Regions from separate parts of the Homo sapiens genome. Here region 1 is linked to region 2. A link is an interaction called in ENCODE POLR2A ChIA-PET data of the cell type or tissue named here. Cell type or tissue: Caco-2. All regions are shown on one strand. Each heading gives the region's core, and the rest is flanking DNA. Links, peaks and the distances in the headings are about the cores only.

Region 1 (5,000 bases), core at 1-5,000, 380 kb after region 2:
CTTCAAAACAGTTAATTTATGTTACATTAATTTCACTTCAATTTTAAAAAATGGATGCTAAGAAATAATCAATACATTTTAAGAGGAGATGAGGAGAAAAAGGACAGAGGAGACAGTCTTATAAATCAGCAACAAAATCCAAATAATAGAAGACTTGAGAAGTAGATTTAAGATTCTCAGGAGAAATAATTAATGATGTTCTACTTAGCTTTTCTTATTTTACGGAAAAAGCTGCCAAATATTTTTTCTTACTATAAAAAATTTATCCACACCCACCGACATACAACTAAAAGCCACACTTTATAACAGGGAAAGAACATTCAACTGAAAGCTAGAATCCTGGGTTTTAATCTACTCTGCCTATCGCATAAGTAAGGAAAATAATTTAACTCTCCTAGGCCTCAGTTTCTTTAATTATAAAATGAGATGCAACTACTACTAATAAAAACAGTAATAAAAAATAACAGCAATATAAAAAGTAATGTTTACATGCATTTACAGTGTGGCAGGCAGTATTGTATTTTACATGTCAACGTTAGCTGTTAATATGTTAAATGTTAACACATTTAATACTCACAAACCCCTGTGAAACAGGTGCTATTAATATCCCCACTTTAAAGGTGTGGAAACTGAGACACAAAGAGGATTAAAGAGAAGAGCCATGCAGTCTGGCTCCACAGCCCGTGTTCTTAAGAACCAGGCTATACTTGATGATCTCTAGGACCTTTTCCAATTCTAAAAATTCTGAGTCCATGTACATTTAAGGCAATTTAAGGACATTATTAAGCCCTCCTGTTTCAGCCATCACTTAGCAATTAACATTCTTGAAATATGCTAAGAGCCTTGTTCTGAATGACATCTAACTTCACCAGATGTTCGATCCCAACAGACTTCTGATGAAGGATTATAATGGAAAGAAACGGCTCATTTGTATCTGGTTATCTGTGTGAGATACTGCCAAGTGCCAAAGAGCCCAGAAGAGATTTACATGTCACTCAAAATTCTTCTGAAGTCAGGCCTAACAATTCTTCAAGGAACAGAATAGTAACAAGTCTGGGTGAGTGCCTATTAAACTGCTCAGGGAAATAGATAATTTAACATATCCAATGAGCAGGAGTAATTCCAGGCAAGTCAGGTGTATTTCTAGATGAGTGGTCAGCAAACTTTTTCCATAAAGGGCCACATAGTAAATGTTTTAGGCTTTGCAGGCCACATGTCATTTCTGTCACATAGTCTTATTTTTTCTTTAAAATTCTTTAAAAATGTAAAATCATTCTTAGTCGCAAGCTATACAAAAATATGTGCTGGACTACAGTTTGCTTATCCCTGTACTAGTTCATTGGATGAGTCACGTTTTAAAACATGTTACTATATATTTTGAGAGTTTTTAGCTGCAACAACACAAGACTGTCCTTAACTTCATTAAAACTACAAAATGTATACAGAAATAACGCAGTTAGTAGGATAACTGATTAGGAAGCAAATAGCATTATACATATACTTATTCCTTTCAGTGTTTACTGAACACCGAGTACATAGATGGTGTTAGGCAATTATTACTACTGTCCTCATAGAGAACACAACCCAGTGAAGGTTCCAAGTGAATCAAATAATGCAAGAGTGCCATAAGAAAGGCTTTTTAAAAAGCTACAGGAGTTCTGCTGCAGTAAAGATTCCATCTGGTAGAGCAGGAACATCAAAGACTGCAGGGGTGGCAGTATTTGGGATGGATTAAGTAGTACTGAAAAGCTGAATGGCAGTGAAGGAAAGTCCCACACAGACTGAACACCTTTAGCCAAAGCATGACAGCAGGAAAACACAAGCTGCATTCAGAGAAAATTAAATAGTAGTCCAATTCGTTTAGCTTCAGTGACGTGGAAATTATTTGGATCCCTGGAGAGGGAAGTAGTGGGAGATACAGCTGAATAAGTAAGTAAGGAGGGCCAGAACACAGCAAGTCTTGAATACCATGCTAAAATGTAAAGACAACCTATGGGCAGTAAGAACTCATGGAAGGTTTCTAACAGTTTAGGGTTATAATCAGAGCTACATTTAAGGAAGGTTACTCTGGTATTAACAAACCTCATAAATTGGAGGAAGACTGTCCAACTACCCGATAGGAGGCTACTATAAAAATCCATACATATTAGACATAATGAGGGTTCAAAATCCATCAGTGGCAATGGTAATAAAAAACAACAGAAACAGAAAAAGAGAGAGGAGGAGGAGGAAGGTGGGGAGGAGGAGGAGAAGGAAGAAGAGAGATAAAAAGCGGAGACAGAACCCAAAGTACTATACAACTGACTGAATTTGGGCTGATGGAGAGAAAGCAATCAGACCAGAGAGTTGGACACATCTAGCAGACAATAAGAATTTACTCCATACAATCTTTAAGCAAAGGAATAAAAAACGAAAGCATCCTTTAGCAAGATTAATCAGGCAGCAGTAAGACAGAGTGGATACAAAGAGACTAGAGTCTATAGGTCCGCCAGGAAACTACTGCAGTGACCCAGCCCTTTGGGAATGTTGATCTGAGCTTGGATTATGTCAATGGAGAGGGAAAAGTAGCCACAGATACCAGAACTACTTCAAAGAAGAACTCAAAAGAGTCTAGTGGCTGACTGAATAGAATGGATAAAATTAAAAAAAATCAACACTTAACTATAAAATTTGAGGCCAGGATAAATGAAAAAATAGTTAATAAAGACATGGAAAACTGGAAGAGAAAGCAACCTTGGAGAGAAAAAATGAAGAGCTCCATTTAAAGTATAATAATTTGGCAGGCATCTATGCAGAAATGTCAGAAACCACTAAGACAGAGAATTACAATTTTGAGTAACAAGCTATATCAGGGGTTCCCAACCCCCAGGGCAAGCATCACCACCTGAGCTCCCCCTCCTGTCAGATCAGCGTGGGCATTAGATTTTCATGGGAGCTCGAACCCTACTGTAAACTATACATGCAAGGGATCTAGGTTGTGCGTTCCTTATGAAAATCTAACTAATGCCTGATCATCTGAGGTGGAACAGTTTCATCCTGAAACCGTCCCCACTCCCGTCCCTGGAAAAACTTGTCTTCCACAAAACCGATCCCTGGTGCCAAAAAGGTTGGGGACTGCTGAGCTATACTACTGATGACAACCAAGTGGTGTATTCCAATAGAATTTCTAATGATCTGCTGCTACAGAAGCTTCATTCACTCATTTGACAAGAATGTACTGGATTATTATTACATGCCAGACACAGTGCTAAGCACTAGGGATCAACAGGTGAAAACAGACACTGTCCTTGCCCTCACACAGTTTACAGTGTAGCAGGTAAGAGAGGTAAGCAAACGGGCAATCAGAATATAATAGGATAAGGGTCAGTGAAGAGGGAAATGTAATACAAGGTGCTACGGAAGCATATAAAAGGGATCTATCCACACTGGACTTAAGAGGTATATCACAGAAAAACCTTCCTATAGAAATGAGGCCTTAGCTAAAACTGACGTGAACAAATCTTAGCCTGAGAAAGTGTTAAGGATGGAGTGTTTAGAAATAAGGAATAGCAAGACCTCATAAGTCATTAATTATTGAGGGCAAACACTGCTGACAAGATTTGAATAAAGGAAGAATATGATCATTTTAGAAAAATAAATCTGACTATAATGTCAAGAACCAGGAAAAAAGTAGCAGCCACCATCAGTAGTGATGGAAACACAGAAGAAGGGACTCAGGACAACTCTATGTTCTGACTTGAGAAAGTAGATGGATTGTGGTACCATTCACTTCACTAAGAAACACAGCAGGAGGAAGTGTTGTGAGAGGGGAAGGGAACTGAGCTCAGTTTGGGCTATGGAGAGCATATGTATCTCTGAAACATCCAGGCAAATTTGACACATGTTTAGATACATGGAAATCTAGACTGGAGGTGTTTATCTGGGAGGAAATCTCTCCCCAGCAGGACTTGCCAGTGTTCTATATTTATTCATAAAACCATAAGTGAGCTTTGAAAATAGTCGTCTTCTACTTAACCTAGGTAAAATAAGAAATCTTGATGGGCAAGGGAAAAAAAAACAATGGCTCATCCTACTACTTGAGCACATTTTCAGATGCAATGAGTATACTTTTTTAAAAATACAGTGTTTGTTTGTATGACTACAGCTACCTAATGAATCAGTAGACAGCCTGTGTTCCTAGGTGTATATGTTCATTTGGACATTAATAACACTTCTAGGCATCAGCCAAGTTTAAGCCGAATAAAACTGTGTACGTATCTCTGTTAAGCATCATCAAGCCTTAGACACCCCTGGCTCTGAGATCTGACGAAGCCCAGATACTGAGTAGTTAAGGAGGAAAGGTGAGACCTCTTCTTAGACAATTAACCTGAGCTGAATGAGTACATCCCCTCAGATTTGGCCCAGTGTTTGAGACAACAGAGGATGTTTTTCCTCTCCTTTAAAACAGTGAGAAGCACTGAGAAATAAGAATAGTGTCATTAAGCAAAGATATACAGATCCTGAAATTAAAATTAATTATTTTAAATTTAAATCAACAGAGATGAAGATGTTTTTGTTCATACTTCAAATATTCTCAGAAAATAATCACAATCACAGGCACACACTCCAAGTATGAAGTGGACTAAGTGCCTTCAATGCTACTCCATGACATGAGGACTGAAAGTAACCCTGCTGAAGTAGCCGTCCCTTAAGCAAAAAGTCTACCTTAAAACAGAGATGGGAACAACGTGATCCTAGTAGACTTCATTCACTCATGGAAAAATATTCAGTAAGCAAAGTCTGAGACTTTAAAGCTGAGTAAGGCATAACCTCAGCCCTAAAGGAGCATACACCCTAATAGGAAGAAAGGATGTATGGCCAAATTACTATAACGGTGAAAGCAGAGAGAAAGAAGAGAAGGCAACAGTGACAGCATGTTAACTAGCATTCGTGGAGAGAGAAAAAAAGAGAATGAGGGAAGATTCCCAGCTTTGTACAACAGTTGAAACAGAAATTAACTT
Region 2 (13,339 bases), core at 3,676-8,675:
AGAACCTGTCTATGGGGGTGCATTTGTACACAAGTGTGCGGGATACATTCAGTGATGTGCCGGAGCCAGCTTGCAAGAGTCCATGACATGTGACGGGGCACGGTGGCTCACGCCTATAATCCCAGCACTTTGGGAGGCCAAGGCAGGCAGATCACTTTGAAGTCAGGAGTTCGAGACCAGCCTGGCCAACATGGTGAAACCCTGTCTCTACTAAAAATACAAAAATTTGCTGGGTGTGGTAGCAGGCGCTTATAATCCCAGCTACTCCGGAGGCTGAGGCAGAAGAATCGACTGAACCCGGGAGGCGGAGGTTGTAGTGAGCCGAAATTGCACCACTGCACTCCAGCCTGGGTGATAGAGGGAGACCCTGTCTCAAAAAAAGAGTCCATTACATGCATCTCTTCCCAACTCTGCGTTCCGGGGCATTGCATTGGTAGTTTCAAATAGGCCACAGTGGGATTATTGACACCATAGAATTTGGCAAATGTTACAAATCAGGACTTTTCCTTTCTTTCTTCCTTTTTTTTTTTTTTTTTTTTTTAAGGAATTCTCACTCTGTGGCCCAGGCTGGAGTGCAATGATCCTATCTCGGCTCACTGCAACCTCCGCCTTGCATGTTTAAATGATTCTTCAGGAGAATGGCATAAACCCGGGTGGCGGAGCTTGCAGTGAGCTGAGATCGCGCCACTGCACTCCAGCCTGGGCAACAGAGCAAGACGCTGTCTCAAAAAAAAAAAAAAAAAGATGATTCTCCTGCCTCAGCCCCCTGAGTAGCTGGGACTACAGGTGCCCGCCACCATGACTGGCTAATTTTTGTATTTTTAGTAGAGACTGGGTTTCACCATGTTGGCCAGGCTGGTCTCGAACTCCTGGCCTCAGGTGATCCAGCTGCCTCGGCCTCCCAAAGTGCTGGGATTACAGGCGTGAGCCACCTCGCCCAGCTTTTTATTTATTTATTTTTTTTTTTTGAGAGCTGGTTGTTATACATTTACCAGCACACCACTGGATATGTCCCTAAGAGTAGATTGCTGGTTCATAGGAGATGTTCAGCTTTATGTGTGACACAGTGTTCCAAAGTATTTGTACTCAGTTATACTCGCCCAGCATTGTGTGAGCTCCAGGTGCTTCACATCGTCACCGTGGAGAGGTTTTCATGAGGTGTAGACAAGTTCACTGTGGGGAGGGAGGGGAAGGCGGGTCATTCAGGGGATGCCCACCGTCTGGCTGGGCTTCTGGAAGTGCCATTTCTGAGAGAACCCAGGGAGAGCGGGTTTGAGGATGGATGGGCATGGGGAGTCTGCAGGGCCTGGGGGCATCCAGGGGTCATCAGCTGTGTGTGTGCATCGCACATCTGTTCACCTGCTGCCCCCTCATCCCTGCCCCAGGCTTCACCCCTGTGCCTCCCCTGGCCCCCATCCTCTCCATAGCCTCCCCTTCCTGCCTCCTCTTCCCCTTTGTCTAGGGTTGTGAGGGCACCTGCAGTGAACCTGGCTTTGATGGTCCCTTCCACCCCAGGCACTGCCATGATTCAGTGTGGGACCTGAGACAGGTCATGCTCCGCTCTGGACCTCAGTGTCCCCTTCTGTACACTGGGATCCTGGGCAGAGGTTGTGGGGGGCAGACCTCGAGGTCCTGGTCTCCAGGGGCTGCAGGCTCTTGTTCTCCACATCATGGTTTGTGAAGCTCTTCACCCCTTCCAGAGTGAACTGCTCGCTGAGCCCCAAGCATTTGTAGCCTTGCCACCTGCTTATTATCTAAGATTTGTTGAGGGCTTTGCAGTGAGAAACACCTTACTTCCTCTGCTCCTCCCGTAGCCCTGTTCTCTCTGCACCTGGGGCCTAGGTCCAGGCATTTGCTGGGGCCAAATGGCCTTGAGAGTGGCCGAGTCAGAATGCAAACCCGGATGTGGGATGACAGTGTCCAGGCTGGCAGAGCCATAGGCAGTGCTAGGGCATGCTGACTTGGTTCCCCTGTGGCCAGCTGAGGTCCTGGCACAGAGGAGATGTCGCTGGAGGTCTGTGGAATCAAAGAACACCCTGCTCCTGCCCCGCTCCTTTGTGCAGGGCTGGATAGGCAGGAGGACTTGGACGGAGCCTGTGGATGGGCTGACTGTGTGGTCGGGGAGGCGGGGGCACAGCTCTGACCAGCTGGGTCGTGGGGGGTGGTGCATAGACGACTCCGAGACCATGGCCCATTTCACCGGAGCAGTTCTCTGCGAAGGCAGGAAGTGGTTTGTATTTTCAGAAGGAAATGAGCAGGGCTTGCTCGTGGGGAGCTCTAGACAGCTCTGGGAAAGGGCTCCAAGGGAAACAGGCCCCGGAGGGGAGGCCAGCGCCAGCCCCTCCCTGTGAGGCGGGCAGGTGTTGACCAGCAGGGCTGACAAACGAGCTGACCGTGTCCCTTCCCTGACATTGCTGAGAGATGCCTCCCTCCAGAGGGGGTTTCTCTGGCGCTGAGACTCCAGGAGGTGCACGTGGGCCAAGCAGGAAGGGGAAAGGGGCCTAGACTCCTTTCACCACCTCAGAGACCCTACAAATCAGGACTGGCAATGGGAGGGCTAGGTCTGCTGCTCTCCTGCCCAGGAGGTGGAGCAGGAGGTACCAGAGGGGGAGGAGAACTGGCTGGGGCTGTTTGGAGATCAGAGTATCCCTTCGATTCTGCTATTCATCCATCCTTCCTTCCACCTTCCACCCTGTTCCACACCAACCCCAACTGAAGTCCCCGTGCTGGGAGTGCAGACACAGAGATGGAGATGGAGCAGGCTCAGGCTCTGACTCCAAGGGGCTCCAGACCTGGTGTGTGCGTAGGGGGTTGGGTGGGAGGCTGACTAGTAGGGAGCTAATGACACAGGGTGCCCTGAGGCTGGTGACCAGCCCTGCCTGAGGGGCAGCAACAGCTTCAGAAGAGGGTAAGGTGTGAGTTAGCTCTTGATAGGTATAGGAGGCCATCAGGGGAGCAGGCAGGGAAGTGACCCTTCGGGGCACTGTGGGTGGAACCCTGCTGGGTTCTCAGGCCCCAGGGAACTCTAAGAAGGTGAGGGGCAGGAGGGGGTTGCAGGCCTGGGCTGGCAGGAGAGCAAATCCCTGTGTTCTGGTTCTGCCTTAGTCCCTGATGGTTCTCAGTGTTGGGCCCGCCAGGAGCAGCCTCCGCCCTGCCCCAGGAGGTGGAGAGGAGCTCTGAAGACAGCCCTGGGCAAGGGCTTAGGCCCGAGGCAGGCGTGGCTCCCTGCTTGCCTTGCTCTGGGATCTGAGCGGTGCTGCTTTCTGCCGCCTCGACCTCATGGGACTCACAACCTGGTGGGAGACGGTCATAGCCTCACAGATGGCCACCATGGAGATGGCTCTGCAGGGAGGGGTGGAAGAGAGCGAATTTGTCAGAGGAGGAGCCAGGGGAGGGCATGCCAAGCAGAGGAAAAAGCTTGTGGAGGCCGAGGCAAGAAGGAGCAGGTTCAAGGCCAGTGTGGCTGGAGCGCAGGAGCCTGGAGAGAGGATGGGAGGTGAGGCAGCCATTCTGTGTAGGGTCAGAAACCCTTGAAAAAGAGAAGCGGACATGACCAAGTGTGCAGTTTTCTGTGCCAGGGCCTGGGCTGTGCAGCAGGGTGATGGGCAAGCATGCCCTGGCCTTGCTCTAAGGCTGGAGAAAAGATTTTTTTTTTTTTTTTTGAGACAGTTTCACTCTTGTTGCCTAGGCTGGAGTGCAATGGCCCAATCTCAGCTCACTGCAACCTCCGCCTCCTGGGTTCAAGTGATTCTCCAGCCTCAGCCTCCCTAGTAGCTGGGATTACAGGCATGCACTACCACGCCTGGTTAATTTTGTATTTTTAGTAGAGACGGGGTCTCACCATGTAGGCCAGGCTGGTCTCGTACTCCTGACCTCAGGTGATCTGCTCACCTCAGCCTCCCAAAGTGCTGGGATTATAGGAATGAGCCACTGCGCCTCGCTGAAGAAAAGAATTTTTAAGTAATTCACCATGGCTCCTGGATGACAGCGAGACCAGTAAGGAGACTTTTGCAAGTCCAGATGAGTGGTGGGGGGACTTGGTGCTGAAGGTTGTTCCCAGATGTCCAGCTTGATGCCCAGGGGGCCGTGGGTATAAGATGGGAGACTTTGGGAGGCAACTATAGAGAGGGGTGCCAGAAGTGATGAGCTGGTCTTGGAAGGTAGATGAGCCTGTGAGATGTCAGGTGGCCCCTGTGGCTCTGGAAAGAGAGGCCTGAGATATACAGGGAGGTAGAGATAAAGATTGCCCAGGAGAAATGGCCAGAGAGTATAGAAGGGCTCGGTGCAGAGCCTGAGTAGCTCCTGAAAATTTGCCTCCTTATTACCTCCTTGCTCCTGTGCAGGCCAGGGCCCCTGCCCCTCCCTGGGCTCTGGGCTTCCAGTCTCACCCGTTCCAAGCCATCCTTGCCAGCAGCCAGGAGAGCCCTGCTGCAATGCCAACTAATTGCATGTCTCTAGCAGCACCCCTGTGCCTAAGCCTGGCTCTATCTGGCCTCTTCTACAATCCAGTGCTCTTCTCCAGCCCTTCTACCCTGTGCTGCCTCCTAGTGAAGGGTTAGATGTGTCATTCTGCAGCCCTTCTGGTGGCTTCATTCAGCCTTTGGGGCTTCGTGTATGTTTTCCTACTGTGAGGCAGGAACCCCCACTCCCTTGTCCATCTGATGAATCCTACTCATCTTTCAAGATTCAGCTCAGTGCCACCTCCTCTGAGAAGCCTTCCTTGGTTAGCCCATTTCCCCACAGAGTTAGGTCCCCTTCCCTGGATACCCCAGCCTCCTATATGCTCAGATCACTGTGTTTCAGAGGGTGTCACCTTCCGCCATCCCCAACAGCCTGGGAACCACCTGAGGGCAGCTCACAGGCCAGGCAGGCACAGGGCAGGAGCTCAGGAGGGGAGCTGAATCATAAGGCAAATTAAGTCTCTGTCCGGCAGGAACCTGGCCAAGGAGATGTGCTGGAGGGGTTTCCTGTCCCAGAGAGTGTGGTGGGCGTACAGTGCTAGGCACCCGCTAGGCTCCACAGAGAGAATGAGGAGGTGGGAAGATTGGAGGTAGGAGACATTAGCATAGCTGGGGCCCAGCAGATCCCTAGGGAAAATGGATGCCCTTCCCATTTGGCATGTGCGTGCAGGTGAGGATTGGACAAGCTGAGAGAAGCCTGCTAGGCAGGGGGCAGCATGAGGAAAGGCAAGATGGCAGCACCACATGGAGAACCAGTGTCGGGGCAGAGAATAGCAGGAAGTGACACTGGGGAGGGGGCTTTTGAAAGGCCCCTTAGAAACAGCTGTTCCCCTCGAGCCTCACCTCGGCCGGGCCCTGAACTTGGTGGTGTCTTAGTCTGTTCAGGCTGCTACACCAGATCCCCATAGACTGAGTGACTTAGACAACGAGCTAGCACTTCTGGAGGCTCGAAGTCTGAGCTCCAGGTGCCGGCAGGTCAGTGTCTGGTGAGGACCTGCCTCCTGGTTTGCAGATGGCTGTGTTCTCCTTGTATCCTCACATGGTGGAGAGCAGAGCGAGATGAAGCAAGCTCCCTGGAGTCTCTTTTTATAAGTGCACTAACCCATCACAAGGGCTCCGTCCTCCTGACCTAATTACCTCCGAGTGGCCCCATAATAACATCGCACTGGGGGTTAAGGATTCAACATAGGAATTTGGAGGACACATATGCAGTCCATCATGATGGGGACCTGTGGGACCCATCTAAAGCCCACAGCCTCTGTGAGATAGGTACTGGTGTCCTCTCCACTGGATGGATACAAACCAAGGCATGGAGAGGCCTGACCACCTGCTCAGGTCAAAGGTGGGAGCAGGGGTGTCTGACTCCAAGGCCCATGCTCATGACTGCCACATCCTACTGTCTCCTCCCCACCCTAGTGTCTCAGCCCCGCCCTGCTGTCTTCACCCTGCCCTGCTGTCTCTGCCCCACTTTACAGAGGGGGATACTGAGGTCCAGGCGTGCAGTGACTTACCTGGGGGTGCCCAGCAGGTCCAAGGAAGACAAGTACAGCCAAGCTGAGCTCAACTACCCGGTCGGGCCTCGTTTAACTGCACCCTCGACCACAGGGCCCCTCCTCAGTGCCGCTGGAGGAACTTCAGAGGCGGCATAGCTGGTAGAGGTGGGCAGGGCATGTGGCCTGGCACCTCTGCAAAGACAGACCCCAGCCCCAGCGGCCACTTTGAAGGAGGCTGAGGGCAGGGGTGGGGGCTGTGGAATTCACGGAATGGAATGTGAATTGTCTCCAGAGCTCCAGGCTGGGAGGGCCACAGGGTGAAGGGTTGGGAGAACAATGGGGGCCTAGGGAACTGGGGCTCCTGGGACAGACAGGGCCGGGCAGGGAGGGACAGGGCTGGGCTCGGCTGAGCAAGGCCCTGGGGTGCAGGTGGCTGAGATGAAACCACAGACCAGACAGGGAGCAGCCTCCTTTCCCCTAGATCCCACGGGTGCCAAGCACACTCAGCACCTGCCCCCAGGAGGAGACCGATCCTGACACCCTCCTTGTGCAGGAGGCTGAGAAGGCCATGCATGCTTTCACCGCCATGAGCTTGCCGGGCCGCAGCAGCCTGTGGGATGGGCCTAGTGGTGATCATCATACCATTGCATGGATTGGGAAGCTGAGGCCAGAGAGGCATGAATTACCCACAGCCCCTCAGAATGTCAGCGACACGTGCCCTTGATTCAGCGGGTTTATTTGAGATAGGGTTCCTCTCCCTCTCTCACCCAGGCTGGAGTGCAGTGGTGCCATCACAGCTCACTGCTGCCTCGATCTTCCAGTCTCAAGCAGTCCTCCCGCTTCAGCTTCCCAAGTAGCTGAGACCATAGGCACACACAGCACCATGCCCGGCTAGCTTTTTAAATTTTTTGCAGAGATGGGGTCTTGCCATGTTGTCCAGGCTGGTCTCGAACTCCTGGGCTCAAGTGATTTTTCTTCCTTGGCCTCCCAAAGTGCTGGGATTCCAGGTGTGAGCCACTGCACCCAGCCCAGTGTTTTGTCAGCACCCTATCGAGCTTTCCCACCGGGACCCACAGACCCTGGGGGAGGCCAATCAACTCAGGGCAAAGACGCCATCAGCTTCACAAGGGTGGGATTGGCTCCCTGGAGCAGTGTCTGAGTGCCAGGCAGCCAGGCAGGGGTTCCCACACGCTTCCACTCCCTCTCCATCCCTCCCTCCCCTTCCCCCTTCTCCTCCCCTCCCACCTGAGACTAACAATTCATTGGCTTGAGAAGCGCTGGCAACTCTGCAGAGCCTGTGGCTTCCATGGTAGGCCACGTGGTATGGTAAGTTCATTCTCACCTCTCACCTTCCTTTTGGGGGCAGCAGCCCTGAAAGAAAAAGTGTGAGGGCTTTGGGGTCAAGTCCGCTCTGCGGCTTCCTGCATTATGCCCTTGGGGACCCCACTTCACCTCTCCTGCCTCCTTTGACAGCTGCTGTGAGGATTTCATGAGCCACCTGCAGTTATAGGAAAACCCCAGGCCCTGGACACATATCCTCATATCCTCCCCCAGGCCCTTCTCTCCAGCCCCTCTGCGTCCAGGGTAGTCAGCAGAGTCAGCAGCAGGGGCCAGGCTGAGGTCAGGGCTGTGCTGAGGCAGAGGAGGGTCTGTCCTGCCCGGGCACAGGAGTCCAGCCTCTGCCTTCAGAGTGGGTGACCCCCTGGGGGTATCTGCCAGGGTCCTGCTTAGTGTCCCTAGCAGGGGACAGTGGGGTCTCTGACACAGATAATGCTGCTCATCCCTGGCCCAGAGCCCGTTTTAGGGTAGAGCTGACCAGCTGCTCCCTGGGAATTATGCTACACTGGGTGCTGAACACGCACGCTTACAGCCCCTGCCTCCATCTCACAGTCTACGACACTGTCTGAGGCCGTCTCCTGCTGCTGTCACGGACACCATAGACTGGGTCATATATAAAGAACAGCAATTTCTTTCTCACAGTTCATGAAAGCCCTTCCACACCCCAAGGCTGCACCAGGCCCCACATTCTGAGGCCACTGAACACCAGACACCTCCCTGCACCTGCCCCGGGATGGGCGACCCTGGAGCCCAGCCAGGCTCCTATCCACACGGTGGGTGCCCCTTTTCTGGGCCATCCTGATGCTTCTGTCAAGGCTCTGGAGTCCTCCCCGACCCCAGCACACTCCCCAGGCCTGCCGCCCCGGTCCCTCTGCCTTCTTCCTCGGCCCTGTGCCGTGCCTCCCACACTGTGGGCAGAGCTTCTTCCTCAAGCACCTGCGTCCTGTGCAGCAGCCTCCCCAGCACAGGCCTCACAGGCATTTACCGCCCTCACTGTCCCCCACATGCCCCATCCAGCCTCCACTCCCATCGCTGTGTCCCCATCGCGTCTTGGTCTTTGAGCCATACCATGGGCCACCCTTGTGCCCAAATGGGCCGGGTCTCCTCAGGCGTTCAGTGTGTTTTTCTCTCTGCCTGGAACTTTCCTCCCAAAAGCGAACATTTCCTAGGTGCCTAGATTCACCCTGAGGAGCCCTGTTTGTTTGCGGGTGATGTCTGCATCCCCCTGGAATGAGTGAGGCAGATTCGGAGGTGGGGAGCCCGGGGGAGGAAGTGGGTAGTCCAGATGAGGGATGGGAGAAGCAGGCTGCAGGGAGATGGGGAGGTGGGGAGTGCCTGAGACAGAGTCCCAACCCTTCCCTGGGCCTGTGTCAGCCACAGGGCCCTGCAGATGGTACCCCCCAGCCCCTATCAGGATCATAGGGAGTCAGAAAGAAGTCCCCTAATGTAGATGGGAATCCCAGCATCCAGAGAGGGCCAGGGACCTCCAGAGTCACAAGGAGGCAGGGACAGGGCCTTCCCAGTCCAGCCCGGTGAAACCTCCTCTGGTGCACTGGTGCCCCTACCCCCACCCCAGGGCCCCACCTAGGGGAGGTGTGGGCATAAGTAGCTGAGACCAGCCCCCCTGCCCAGCCTTGCCCAGAAACATCCCACAGAGTCCCATGGCAGGCGGGCTCAAGGGCACCTGGCTTCCCCAGCACCCTCGCCCACCATGGCCCCTGCACTTTCCCGTCTGTGATTTCTGGCAGCAGGAAGGAGCTGGCCGGGTTAGTATTATTTTCCTGGTTTGCCTGACTGCTATGATGGTTCCTAAAATCACACAGTGGGGCTGCTACCATCCTGTTTGGGAGCCGGGGGGCTCCTTATCTGAGCAGACCACAGCTCCGCTCCCGCCTGGAGCCCAGCCAGGACAGCCACACAGGTGCCCTGAGGTCATGTAGCAAGAGCAGTGGTAGAAAGCTTAGGCAGGGGACCACCGAGGACACTCGCACACATTGTCTCGCTGGACACTTCAGCCAGTGGGTCAACTGGGCAGAAACGGAGGTTCTGAAAGGGTAAGGGGCTTGCCCAAGACCACTCCACAGGTCCCAAGTTTCCAGGCCCTTGTGCTGTTTCTTCAACCCCCACCCCAGACAGTGAGCAGGGAGGTTCCAATGCCTTGGCCCCATCGGGGGAGACCTGGCTGTTCCTGCTCCCTGCCTCCCCTTCTTCCACGACGTGGCCAGAACCTGGCTGGGAGCAGGAGGCCGGGGTCCTCGGCAGCCCCTGGCATGGCAAGCTGGGTGAGTTCCCCTCTGAGCTCTGGACTCGTGGCTGCTCTGAGGACCCCTGCCCAACAATGGCCGAATTCTCACTCCCCCCACCCAGGCCCTCATCTCTCCACAGGGCATGAGGCCACCAAGTCTCTCCCTACTGGGAATGGGAGACCTAAGGTAGTGGTCAGAGTCTCTCTCTGCCCACAGGACCAGTGGGCACCCCAGGAGTCTGTTCTAAGGAACCCCACTGTTCCCTGTTCTAAGGACAACAGAAGGCAGCAGGTGGTTCTGGGCCAGCCGAGTGGCCTAGGTGGCAAGCTGCAGGAAGGAATGGCCGCAGGACTAGCAGGGCCCTGCAGCCTGGCTGGTGGTCCCCGAAGTCGTCTGTCGAATGTTGGCTTCGCAACTCAGGCAGTCTCCTCAGCTCCCCAGCCTTAGTGTCCTTGCCTGGAAAGGGAGGAAGTGGTAGCACTTATTCCATGCAGTTTCGTGAGGATCCCGTGTTAGGGCCTATGAAGCACTTAGCAACTGTCGGACACCTAGCAGATGCTTGACAAGATGCAGCTGAGTATTATTCGGAATATTTTTTAACAAGTGGTGGGCAGGGCCAGCTTCACTAGGAGCAGCCCTGGAGCTGAGGGCTGGACCTGATTTAGAGGCAGGCGAGTCCCTCTCCACCGAGCGCCCACCCACAGTGTCAGCCCATCATCAACTCCGCCCTGAACATCTCAAGGGGGTGTTACTGCTATCTCCACCTGCAGGAGTGCCCTGTGAGGCTGCACACATTCGAGGGTAGATCTGGGTCTCTATGGGGTCCTGATGCTCATATGCCACACTCCACCTGGCCACTCATGTTTAACCCTGCCCTCTCCTTGCGAGGGGGTGTCTCTGAATATGTGGGCTACCCCAGGAGCTGCTGGTGCCCTGCCCTCACTCTGCTGTGGGGACCTGACCTGTCTTCTCGTGCCCAGCTCTTTCTGGCTCAGCGCAACTGCAGAGCTGTCACCTCAGCCTTTGATGACATCTTTACTTCTTGCGCCCTGTTGTTCAAGCATCCGATCTGGCCCCTGTCTTCTCCCTCAGCCTTTGAACTTGACCAGGGTTGGGGCTGGGTCACCCACCGTCTGGGCCTCCCCACAGGTGTGAAGCTTCAGGCAATTCCTTCCCCAGCCACTGCCCCCTGTTTCACCCCCTCACATGCAGACACCTGCTGAGTGGTATTCAATGACAATACGTTCCCTCGGTCAGCAAATATTTGCCGCCTGTGGTTCAGCCCACCTGCAGGCCACCCAGGATAGGAGCAGAGGGGAGAGTGGCCATGAGCCAACAGCGGCAGGCTGCAAAGGACACCATTATCATCTCTGGCTGCATCACCAGAAATGTGGGGGCCAGGACCCTACATTTCTCCAAAGCTGGACATGGAAGGAATGTTCTACTTTGGAGAACGGCCTGCTCTGGGCTCCATGGACAAACTGGACCTTGTCCAGAGGAGGCAAAGTTAGACAGATCCTCCAATGCTTCCTGACGTCTGGTTGTTGAGACTATTACATATGGAAGATAGAATTTGAGATGATTTTAGGTGATTCATGAAAAACTTACAACATCATATAGAATAGTGTCATAAACCCCGTGTCTGAATCATCTGACTTCAACAATCATGGTAAAACATCCAGTTGCCTCCACCTCCAGCGTGAAGTCTTCACTCATCTCAACATTTTGGTCACAGCATTGACTTCTCCTGGGACCCTTGAGCTGGTTGAAAGCAGGAGTGACGCTGGTCTATGTGGGTCCTCAGCCCACGACAGGGCCTAGTCCACTTTAGGTGGCATCAAGGTAGTTGGATTGAATCAACAAAAGAAGGTGGGAAGGACCCAGCGGCCCAGCATCTTCTGAGCACCCGCTCTGGTTAGGGAGCTCTCCCACCTGTCACCCCCTTGTGAAGGAGGGACTATAAGCCCCATTTTACAGTTGAGGAATTGGAGACAGAGAGAGGTTGAGTGTCTCACCCAAGTTACACAGCATTATGTGGAAGAGGCGGGTTGGGAATCTACCTCTGTCTGGTCCTAAATGGCTCTGTAATTTTTGTCAATCCACACCAGAAAGATTTTGCCATTTTTTTAACAAAAGGAAGTTGATTTGGGGAGCAGTTTGGGGTGCCCCAATCCTGTTCCTGTCCCTATTGCCTGAAGGGCCTGGCCTTAGTCAGCTGGGCGAGTGAGATGGGGGACATGGTCTTCCACACCCCCAAAAGGGCATCCCCTCCTCTGCCACCACTCCCAGTGTCCTTAGAGTGGAGAGGACACACTGTCCTCAGCCCTAGACCTGCTGGTCACTTGCCTAATCCCGCTGCCTCTCCATCCTCCATCAGTGCTCAAGGGGGCACAGGGCATCGGGTGGCTAACCTCTCAGGGACTTGGAGACCTAGTAGGCTGACCCACCCACTCTTCAGACAGAAAGACTGAGGCCTGGAGAGGGGAAGAGGCTTTTGAAGCAATTCTAGGGTAGTCTTTCTCATGCATACGCTGTGCCTTTGTTGAAAGGGATCCTACGTTTGTGTCCCGGCCCTTGCCTGACTTGCTGGTTATGAGGGTCAGTATTATCATAACAACCCTATAAGGTAAACATTGGTATTAGTGTAATCACACAGATGGGGCAGCTGGGACAGAGAGGTGAAGGTGACCTTGCCCACAGTCACACACAGGTGTCTGGGATTTGAACCCAGAAGCGTGGCTCCAGAGTGCCCATGCTTAGGTAATTGCTGGGCTTCCAAGGGGGCTGGGTAATGCTGCCCTTGGCCTGAGGTCCCCCGGTCTCTTGCAGTGCACCCCTCACCTAGTGCATCACCCACTCACTTGCCCTGCAAAGGAGGCTTGGATGGGCTATTTGCCCCCGCACTCCAGCAGGAAGCAGGGAAACAAGAGGGCCCTGGCGGAGCTGCCGTCTCCCCTGGCTCTGCTGAGAGCACCCCAACCTACCCAGGGCCAGGTGGGCCTCCCCAGTTCATCCTGCTCGCAAAGCCAACAGACCGTGGCGTCTGCAGACCGTGACCTCCTCCCGGCAGACAGCAGCTCTGGCAGCTCCATCGTCATTGCCAACTCCAATGCCTCAATGCACATGGCGGGGCCCAGCCACAGAGCCCAGCCCCTGCCTCCCTGAGCCCACCCATGCGAGCCAGAGAGGGGCTGCGGGTGGTGAAGGAGGCCTGGGATGGAGGGGCAGGCTGACAGGCAGGGTCAGCAGGGCTGTGGTGTGGCTGTGTGACCTTGGACAAGTGACTTGAGCTCTCTGAGCCTGCCTCGCTTCACCCATTCTTTTGTAGTGGCTCTTTCAGGGAGCCACAGTGTGGAAACAGGATTTGTAAGGGGCAAACCACTGTGCGGATGGGAGGGGCTCCTGCTATGCTCCTGTTCTCTCCCATGACCCATTTGTCCTGCCCTTTCCAAGTGACCCCTGTGGTCACGTCACATTGACGTGCGCTTCAAGGACCATTGCCCTGGCTCGAGGGCCAGCTCTGCATACACTCACGCCAGACCGTCCCAGGCAGGCGGGGGCCGCGGGGTCTCCCATCTAGCCCCTGCCTATGCAGAAGAGGCAAGAAGGCCTGGACAGGAAGCCGCCTGGGTGTGGGAGCAGCGAGCACAGGAGAGGGTGTGGGCTGCAGTGGAGGCAGCCAGGCCTCCTGTGGAGCTGTGAGGAAGGCACAGCTTTGGAGTCAAAGAGCCCTTCATTCAGGTTTTGGCCTGAAGACCTGGGGTGCACGGGGCCGTGCTGCCGTGCTGGTTGACCCTGCACC

The links. Peaks named below come from ENCODE experiments on the same cell type or tissue, not always from the same donor. Only the 100,000 strongest peaks of a DNase experiment are listed, where the experiment ranks them.
Region 1: POLR2A ChIA-PET joins it to region 2 with 5 read pairs; 2 of 35 experiments call an interaction of 5 or more read pairs at or near these places.

Annotation. Positions count from the first base shown.
Region 1 is chr11:75,900,327-75,905,326 of GRCh38, reverse strand. All of the region lies in intron 5 of UVRAG (UV radiation resistance associated), which reads right to left. Among named protein-coding and RNA genes, the nearest start is that of UVRAG, 88 kb to the right of the region's middle. In Caco-2, for the core only: no CTCF peak of the experiment used is centred there; no DNase peak of the experiment used is centred there.
Region 2 is chr11:76,277,262-76,290,600 of GRCh38, reverse strand. It overlaps LOC105369395 (a long non-coding RNA gene), which reads right to left and starts at 6,204. Exons shown (of 5, transcript XR_950333.3): 1 at 5,972-6,204. In Caco-2, for the core only: no CTCF peak of the experiment used is centred there; DNase peaks (open chromatin) are centred at 5,945 and 6,280.